Regions from separate parts of the Homo sapiens genome. Here region 2 is linked to region 1. Evidence: chromatin loops called from intact Hi-C (ENCODE). Cell type or tissue: heart left ventricle. All regions are shown on one strand.

The links. Hi-C counts contacts between places; a loop is a spot of excess contacts. Peaks named below come from ENCODE experiments on the same cell type or tissue, not always from the same donor. Only the 100,000 strongest peaks of a DNase experiment are listed, where the experiment ranks them.
Region 2: it touches region 1 in a loop (3-fold over the local background); 3 of 110 quality-filtered maps call a loop at or near these places.

What each region holds. Positions count from the first base shown.
Region 1 is chr2:235,726,377-235,731,376 of GRCh38, reverse strand. All of the region lies in intron 3 of AGAP1 (ArfGAP with GTPase domain, ankyrin repeat and PH domain 1), which reads right to left. Among named protein-coding and RNA genes, the nearest start is that of TNRC17, 210 kb to the right of the region's middle. In heart left ventricle, no CTCF peak of the experiment used is centred here; a DNase peak (open chromatin) is centred at 2,396.
Region 2 is chr2:235,602,979-235,607,978 of GRCh38, reverse strand. All of the region lies in intron 1 of AGAP1 (ArfGAP with GTPase domain, ankyrin repeat and PH domain 1), which reads right to left. Among named protein-coding and RNA genes, the nearest start is that of TNRC17, 88 kb to the right of the region's middle. In heart left ventricle, no CTCF peak of the experiment used is centred here; a DNase peak (open chromatin) is centred at 2,118; H3K27ac peaks cover 672 bases.

The sequences.
Region 1 (5,000 bases):
TCTAGTAAAGGAGTCCATGTTTATCCAAGTGTGTGGCATGTTCCTAAAGTCAGACCAGAGCTTCCAGGTAAGCAAGTGATAAAATAACAAAGGGGAACGCATCTGCTGTATACTCAGCCAATGATACAATCTGGTTCCCATTAGTGTGAGCTCCTTTTTCGCAACTACACCACAAGGGCCTGTGCCTGTTTCTCCACTACCACCCTACACAGGTCAAGAACATCTTGGTCATCTCAACCACCACCAAACAAACAGCCATCCCCATTACATGTCAGACACAGCCTTGATGCCAGGAATAGGGTGAACAAGACAAGGTCTCTGTCCTGATAGAGGTTTTTGTCCAGAATAGCAGCAGAAGGAAACTGACTCATGTAAGACAAGGAGAGCCGGGCTAGGGGCTGGGGGTTGGGGGTAAGCTGCAGGCAGGCTCAGCATGCACCTCTCGGAGAAAACGGTTGGGGGCTGCTTTTCAATCACCACTCTGAAGAAAAAAATAGTCACATAATGATTGGCCCCACCCAATACAACCTAATACATAACCAAATAAGTAAACTATTGATTGAAAATCTTCCGATACCCACCAAAACAGTGGTGCTTGAATATTTCAGCATCTCCCACTGTCTCTCAAATAGCCTGCATGGTCAACTAAACATATTTAGTAATACACGTTTGGTTCTTGGGAGGAAAATGATTTTTAATATTTTATACATTTATTTTAAGCATAAAAAAGGTAAATGGCATGGTAGCTCACACCTGTAATACCAGCACTTTGGGAGGCCAAGTCAAGAAGATCGCTTGAACCCAGGAGTTCAAGGTATAGTGGGCTATGATGGCACCACTGCACTCCAGCCCAGGTGACAGAGTGAGACCTTGTCTCGTTTTTTTTTTTTTTTTTTTTTAAAAGGTAAACAAAAGAGCATTGCAAAACTGGAGAAAGTGCCTAACTCCTCATCTGGGGTATTTAAATAATGCTTTCTCACCAAGTAACAGCACCATGACCTGAGACGGATGCACAATGGCACAAGTGTTAGAATCCAGAGAGGGCAGGAAGCAAGTGGGACAGCAGAGTGCCAAGCAGGGGACCCTTGGCAGTTACTCGGCTGCCGACACGGGCACACAGGCTCCTTGTCCCTCAGACCCTATTTCTCTACACTAGTGCTTCCTATGTGAACATAACTTTAGATTAAATAATAATCGGCTTTACATGAACTCTCTTTTTCAATATGCAATTCAGGAAGTGAGTATGTAAAAGTACGGGCTTATGAGCTGTTTGTCCACATATAATTCTCTGAATGTAAATAAGGTACTTGTTTCAAGAAACTAAGAAAGGATGGTTGCTATTCGATGAGCCTGCATGGAGAAACTAAGAAATCCTACGTGATTTGACTGTTCTATGCCTTTTTTCCATACTGTAGGGTAGGGGGCTGGCGAACTGCCTGTGTAAAAGGCCAGAAAGTAAACATTTTAGGCCTTGCATGTTGTATCCTTCTTTGTTTTTATGTTTACAACCCTTTAAAGAAACTAAAAACCTCTGTTCTCAGGCAGTAGCAACACGGAAGAGGTGACAAGTCGCTGCTGTAGTCTCATCTTTGGTATTTCTTTTGTTGACAGATGCACTTTACTCTTCTAACTGCCAGACTCCTTTTTCTCTGGGGACTCTGGAAAACGCATTTGTAATTCTTACAATCCTGTGGTGACACTGTAATGGCTTTAATGGAAGGAGGCCAGCAGGTTGTCTCCAGGCCTCTGTCCCCATCCTAGCTTGGATTTTGGTCCCCAAGAATAACCAAGTGGACCAACGCCCTGAGCTGGAAAGCACCAAGACCCGGTCCAGCCTCTCATCCACAGGTGGCAGAGGTGAGACCGCCGTGAGACTGCCCCTACAGCATCCTCCTGGGGGAGGGGGTCACTGGCTCTCAGGCTGAGCTGACCCTGCAAGGCCCAGTGGTTCTTCCAGGAACCTCCTGCCTCTGGAACATCTTGGAACGAGCTGCATCTGCCACTGAGGTACTGCCAGGCTCCCTGGGGCTCCCAGCCGAGATGCTGCCCAAGTTGAAGTGGCTGCCAGGTCACATGGTTCTAGACGGCCCAAACACACCTGGGAATCAGTTTTTCTTAGGCCCAATAAGCGGATGCGGCTCCTCAAGGGGCACACGCCCTAGTTAGTGCAGGGGGCTTCATGGTGATGGGTTCCAGCAGCTCATCCCATTAGTCAATGTCAAGGTCCAGAGGTGGCCTGGGGATTCCCCTATCTGTCCTCTTAGGTCCCCCTCCAAAGCCAGTGCTCCTGCTAATAGCCTGGCTGGAGCCCTGGAGCCCAGCCACTCTGACTCTTATCATGCCTCTGCCTGGCCAACCCCACTTCTCCTCTCTCCGTCCCTGGGACATGGAAGACCCACACAGCAGCTGGCCTGGTCCCCTGCCAGATGGTGTGGTCACATCACGCCTGGGTTTTGACCATTCCTCCACAACCCCTGCTCTCGTCCAGGCTCCAAACCTCCCTTCTTCATCCAACCTAAACCTACTCCCTTCTTCTTAGTGTCTAGAGGGCAATGCTGCAGGCTGGCTTCCCCTCCTCCCCGCCCCGCTCTTGCTCCACTAGGCACGCTTTCATTTCAATGTATTTGGCCTTCAAAGAGCAAGTGTTGATTTTTTCCTTCTTGCTTATGGTGGTGTTAATTTTTAAAAAAATATACAACATTAAGAAATGGGGCTCAGAAAATAAATGCTGGCGACATGGGCTGCCCTCATACAACAAGAACAGACCACCACCAGCTTTCGGACCCAGGGCAGGCACCAGCAGCTCTCACACTAGCACTCCTCCTGCACACAGACCCTGCCTCAGAATCCTCCTGAACACTGTGCGTTCCAGAAGCCAACAAGCATGGATAAAGGACTACACTGTGAGTTGAATCAGGTTTCCATTTCTGGTCTGGGTCAATCATTCATGAATTTGTTAGTTTAAGCCATTGGAATCATATGAAACTGTCATCTTTTGCAGATTATTGGCAGCTGTATATAGCCTAATTTACATTGATTTAAGAGCACGCACACACACACACACACACACACACAGAGTCTGGGCCCAGTCCTTTTCAGATCTCACAGCCAGCCAGTAGCACATGAAATGGAGCGGGGAGCTTGGGGGCACTTTCACTACATCTCAGATTCTCCTGATGTAATTCTTTCTGGCACTCGACCTAATTTGCCGTTGGGAGTTTCTTTCAACTTCTACTTCCCTTGTCTCCATCGTCCTGGCCCTTGGAATTTGCCATGGGCAGAGAAGTGGCACTTAGTGTCCAGGCCCCCACTGGGCAGACACGGTCTTACAAGGACGCAGCATTTTCTTTGGGGAGTTGCGAGAGGCAATCCCAGCTCTAATCGGTGCTGAGTGGAACGTGTGCTCTGCACATTCAATTTCATTCCCGGCCTTCTCTGAAGTGTCAATCTCTCCATTCTGACCCACAGCCAGGCCCCCAAACTAGACATGCTGCACCCCCACCCTGTCTTTTCTCTGCACTTCGTCTTTTTCAGTATGCTACCTTCCAGAGGAAACCATTGAACCCTGATTGCTGGACTGCTACGCCTAAGAAAGGCTATATTATGATCAATATGGGTACCTCCTGAGAGACTGATCGCTCCCCTTTCCTGACACCGATAAAACAGGTTGGGGGAGAAGCGGAGAGGAGGAGTGGTGGTGAGCTAATGCGGTTGATGATGTTGGAGGAAGGATGTAAAAACATTATTTTGTGAGCTGACATTTTTAAGATCCAAACAATGTATAACATTCCAAAGACTAAGCTTTCAGCATTGGAGATTAAGAAGCAAAAACTTGCCTGAAAATGTCAGAGGTCCACAGCCCAAGTGAGACTGTAAAAGTCACAAGGAGACACTTACCAGAGGTAGCTTTGGGGTGAATTCAAACATACCCCAGGTGCTTCTCCTTTAGCACCCAAGTTCAAACCGTGCAAGCTGGGTGTAACGTGATCTGTGAATTAGGAAAGAGAACTGCATTGCACAACACCCCCTCCCCCCAGCCCCACCCTGGCTAAAATGTTTAAAACGGACAAACCCTGAAGACACAGGGTTGGGACTTGCCTCCCGGCCTTTTCTGGAGTCCACCTTCTGCCCAGCCCTAGTCTATCATACTCCTGCTCAAGCCACTCAGCTCAATTAGGCTGACCTCATCTCCCCACCCGAAGGGACAGAACAATCAAAACATCCCCTCCAACCTGTGATACTGATTGTTTTAGGGAAAAGCACCTGACTCAAATGAGGCCACATGGAACTGACTTAGAGTCTTTTGCTGTAGCTATTGACAAAAATCCTCACCTTTCCCTCCTCACCACATCTGAGCACTAAGGACCGAAACCACCATGAAGGGCTTGCTACCAAGTGGGGAGACCTTGCTGGGCATGATGCCCACCCAACACAGGCAAGAAATGGGGGAGAGGGCTCCTCAAGAACTTCAGTGCATCAGGAGATTAGGGTCTTTCTAAAACTAAATCCATCCCCTTGGCAGCTCCAGAGATGCAAGTTAAGAAGTTAATAATTCACCACTGGCCCACCCCCTCCCTGCCTTTCTATTTTAGCTAACCTAAGTTGGTCAACTATCTCATGCAACCAAAAGAGCATTGACTAACACAGCGAGCATGGCCCCGGGGCTTCCAGACCAGAGCAGGCGGTTCCCTGGCCAGGGGCACAGTGGTCTGCTATAATCTGGTTTCCTGGACCTGGAGCTGGGCTTCCAGAGAGATGGCGTGATCAAGGCCAAAGACATGGGCAGACGGGAGGAGCAGTGAACACAGGTGAAAGTGTGTGATGGTGGTTCCATTGGGATAGATTCAATGGCTCTGTTAATCCGCAATAAACAGGTAAATGCACCCACAGCCTCAGAACACTTTTGGGGTAAAATTTCTCTAGGAAAAATGATTTGTAATTACATACGTGAAACTTTCTAGGCTCTAGTCTCCATTTTCCTCTTAAAGAACGGTTTTGTT
Region 2 (5,000 bases), 120 kb after region 1:
TCCAAGTCAAAACTCGAAGATCTAGATGCATTTTTTTGGTCTAACATATTTCCAAAAGAACAATATTTGTTTTGGTAGAACACAACATCTAGATATTATCTATCCTTTAAAAAATCCTAAAATACTATTAAACCTCAAAGAACGTTCCCCGATAGTGACTTGGGGCCTGGGAATCCAAGCATCCCACCAGCGCAGCAGTCTCGCGCCCCGCTGCCCTTCCACCTCCAGGAGGCTGCCCTCGAGGCTGGCCTGCAGCTTCCCACACCCAAGCCCGCACTTAAAGTGGAATCCAGAGACCTTGGTGGAGGCTCAAAGCTGTCCTCTTGTGTGCACCAGCCGAAGGGGGCCTTACAGGGCTCAGGATCCAGCCCCTTCAGGTGACAAACAAAGCAAAGGCTGAAAAAGGTAACCCCAGATCAATCTCCATCCTCTGACAGTGGACACCCAGGCCAACGGGCTCCACCCAGGCCAACGGGCTCCTGGCAAGGCCGCCTGAAGTCAGAACAGCTCCTCCTGCCCTGGGCTCTGTGAGTTTGCTTGTTGCTGTGGGGAGCCCTAAAGGTAGACTAATAATTCTGTATAATAGCTAGATTTCCACATAACTGTGAGATTGCATGAATATAAGGTAAAGTTTGATCCAAGTACATTGTTTTTAGCACACAATGGAATATTAGAACCCAAGTACTGGTGGGCTAAATCATGCATCGGGCTTCAACAAAATGTCCTATTTCCCACCTAGCATTCCCCTGCATGGTCTAGGGGCAGCCCTGGGTCTGGGCAGGGAAGGGGGGGCTCTGGATTTGGAAACAAACGAACTCACCGTGGTCCCACTTCTGCCCCTTAACGAATCCGGGAAACGTCCCTTACCCAGCTGACCCTGTTTATTTTTGTCAGTGGGATGTAAACAATAATTTAATACCCATTTTTCTCACCTGCCAGTCTCATGGGCCAGATGAGATAATATGTGTGAAACAGGTTCGTAAACAATTATAATTTAAGGTAAGCAGTGCTTTTTTTTTTTTTTTTTTTTTTTCAAGAGGCAGTCTTGCTTTGCTCTGTCATCAGGCTGGAGTGCAGTGGCGTGATCTCAGCTCACTGCAGCCTCCGCCTCAAGCGATCCCCCTGCCTCAGCCTCCTCAGTAGCTGGGACTGCAGGCGTGCGCCACCATGCCAGGCTAATTTTTTGTATTTTAGTAGAGACGGGGTTTCACCATGTTGGCCACACTGGTCTCGATCCCCTGACCCTCAGGTGATCTGCCCGTCTCAGCCTCCCAAAGTGCTGGGATTAAAGGCGTGAGCCACCAAGCCAAAAGGTTTGCAAACAACTGTAAACAATTAAAATTTAAGGTAAGCAGTGTTCCTTCTTTCTTTGAAGTTCTGGCACCAGTCAATGCTTCTATGACTCAGGATTGGCTTTCGATTTGGTGACATGCAAGATTCATTCTGATGCCCACTTTTTTAAAAAAAGGTTCATTATGGATGTGATACTAGACATTCCAAACATAAACCCAGATGATGCTTTCACAGAAGTAGTTCTTGGTCTCTGAATCGAGTAACTCATTCCTGCCATCCCCAAACCCCCAAATCTACCAGATGCTGGCTCCAGGGTGAAGGATGTTCATCTCTGGCAAACAGGTTTTGCTTTCCTTAAAAACAGATACATGATCGGCTCTCAGCGGTCTGCTGTTGTGGAGAACAGAAGGCCTTTCTTCTGCCTCCTACATCACATTCACCAAGGGGTTAAAAAAGGGCAGCCGCAAACATATGTGAAGCAATGCCAAGGGTGACCAATGGAACGCAAGCCACTGGCCAGAGCAGATGCCTTACTTCTCACCGGTGAAAGGCCGGGGAAATGGCCGATCTTGGGAACCATGAATATTCAACACTGTTTACAAGAACTCTTCTTCTCTGCAGACCTATAAACATGTTTGCTTGTTTTGTTGTTTTCCTTATAAAACACATACTTATTGGAGAAAGTGTAGAAAATTCTTAAAAAGTAGAAAGAAAAGCTCTGTAATTTCACCAGGCAAACACATCTTTGTGTCTGCAGACAGCACTTAAGCAACCGGAGTGCTGTTCACCACCACACTGCAGCCAAGGGAGGAGGATGTGCATGCCTGCGTTGCCATGGCAACACAGGGCGTACACCGCGTCCTCTATACTCATCGGATCTGCGCTGAAATTCTAGAGTCATTGACTAATTGCTGGTTGAGAACAAATGTTAGACAACAAAAATGTGCTGACCGGGTACAGCTGGCAATTTTTACAAAAGCAGCCTCTTCAAAGACCTCCCTGTTTCTGATGGAGAATGAGTCTAAAATGCTTAAATTTTTCTGTGCCTGCATTTCTTAAATATCGCTTTCCTTCTGGTCTCCCTTAGGGTGTCTTGAATAATTGGTGTTTCCAGCCGTTAGGGACCCACACGTGCCTTGGCAACAAGGTAGGGAGAAGATAAATGATGCCGGGATACAAATGGTGGGTACCAGATAATGCCGTGCTGCACGACAAGCCGGAAGGGCCGGCGTCGTCTGGTGAAAAACAGATTTTAGGATTAGCTAGAATCTTCGCATGTGGCGAAATTCTGCTCTCTGGGTATTAGCTGTGCAGCCTCGGGGTGGTTACAATCTCCCTTTCCTCATCGGTAAAATGGGGATAATTAAGAACAACAATATAAATGAAGATGAGGGGCGTGAAATGCAAAACAGCTCAGCACCTGGAATGTGAAAAGCACTCAATTATTATTTATTACTTATTACCACTTATTTATTACTATTAAATGTTATCTGTCAAAAGAAACATGAGGCTGGGCACAGTGGCTCATGCCTGTAGTCCCAGCACTTTCGGAGGCAGAGGCAGGCGGATCGCTTGAGGTCAGGAGTTTGAGACCAGCCTGGCCAACATGGTGAAACCCATCTCTACTAAAAATACAAAAATTAGCCAGGCATGGTGATGCACGCCTGTGGCCAGCTACTTGGGAGGCTGAGGCACGAGAATCGCTTAAACCTGGGAGACAGAAGTTGCAGTGAGCCAGGATCGCGCCACTGCCCTCCAGCCCGGGGGACAGAGAGAGACTCCGTCTCAAAAAAAAATGGTAATAGGCTGGGCGCGATGGCTCACGCCTGTAATCCCAGCACTTTGGGAGGAAGAGGCGGGCAGATCACGAGGTCAGGAGATCGAGACCATCCTGGCTAACATGGTGAAACCCCATCTCTACTAAAAATACAAAAAATTAGCCAGGCGTGGTAGCGGGCGCCTGTAGTCCCAGCTACTCAGGAGGCTGAGGCAGGAGAATGGCGTGAACCTGGGAGGTGGAGCTTGCAGTGAGCCAAGATCGTGCCACTGCACTCCAGCCTGGGCAACAGAGCGAGACTCCATCTCAAAAAAAAAAAAAAAAAAAAAAAAAAAAGATAATAAAAATAAAAAAGAAACACGAATGTGCAACCTAAAGGAACTGGCATAAAGAGGACAGTAACAAGCACTTTTTTTTTTTTTATTTTGATACAGGGTCTCGCTCTGTTGCCCAGGCTGAAGTGCACTGGCACAATCGTGGTTTTCTACAGCCTCAACCTCCCGGGCTCAAAGGATCTTCCTGCCTCAGCTTCCCGAGTAGCTGGCACTACAGGTGCACACCACCATGTTCAGCTAATTAAAAAAAATCTGTTGTATAGGCGGGGTCTCACTATGCTGCCCAGCCTGGTCTCAAATCCCTGGAGTAAAGCAATCTTCCCACCTTGGCTTCCCAAAGTGCCAGTATTACCAGGCAAGAGCCACACTATTCTTTTTATATATGCCAATTGGAGGAATGATACATCTGAACCAATTTTTTTTTTAAATTCCATTCCTGATGCCAGGTTCTGAAACCAGCCTGAATTCTGATATATTTATATTAAAAGGAAAAAAAAAATGAGCAAATAAACTAATCACATGGCTGGAGAGCTTCTAGCAAGATCCACCTGCTATGCAACAGTTTTTCATCTTCATCTCGGGGATGCTGGAAGAAACCAGAGTCACCGTGTGTCATTTTGATGGGTGCCTGTGCCAAGACTGCAACTTGCAGACCGTCAACCAACCCGTCAACCAACCTGATGGACGCATTCCTTTCTGACAAATGCGGTAAGACCCACCTAACTAGCGACCAAGAATTCCAGTGCTCAAATTCCCCATGAAATGTTGCATAACCGAAACACTTACAAGCAGGACTTCACAGATATGAGAGGAGAAAATACTTCACACATGGAGAGACACTCACTGTCAAGAGGAAAAGATAAAAAGCCACTTGTTTGAAAAACAAATCACTGAAAGTTGCCTATTTACAGCACTGAACATAATTTTACTGAAAGGAGAAGGTATCTAACTAAAGAATTGCATTTCCTGGTGTATACTACAGTTTCTTAAAGCATTTGCTCTCTGACTTTTATACTGCCTCCTAGCACCTGAACTGTGTAACTAGTCATTCTACATTAAGTCATTCAATAAATAATGTATTGAGCACTGCGAAGCACCCATTCTGATCTTGGTGTCTGGCACATATCTGTGCACTCTGGGAGCTCACAGTTCCGCAGTGGTGCACAGACAAGAAAACAAATACAGTAGGTGCCTTAGTTCGTTTTTCATGCTGCTGATAAAGGCATACCCTAGGCTGGGTAATTTATAAACAAAAAGAGGTTTAATGGACTCACAGTTCCAAGTGGCTGGGGAGGCCTCACAATCATGGCAGAAGGTGAAAGGCACATCTTACATGGCGGCAGGCAAGAGAGAGACGAGAGCCGAGCAAAAGGGGTTTCCCCTTATGAAACCACCAGCTCTCAGGAGGCTTATTCACTACCATCAGAACAGTATGGGGGAAACCACCCTCATGATTCAATTATCCCCCACTGGGTCCCTCCCACAACACGTGGGAATTATGGGAGCTATAATTCAAGATGAGATTTGGGTGGGGACACAGCCAAACCATATCAGTAAGAAGTGTGTCCGATGGGCCAGGCACGGTGGCTCACGCC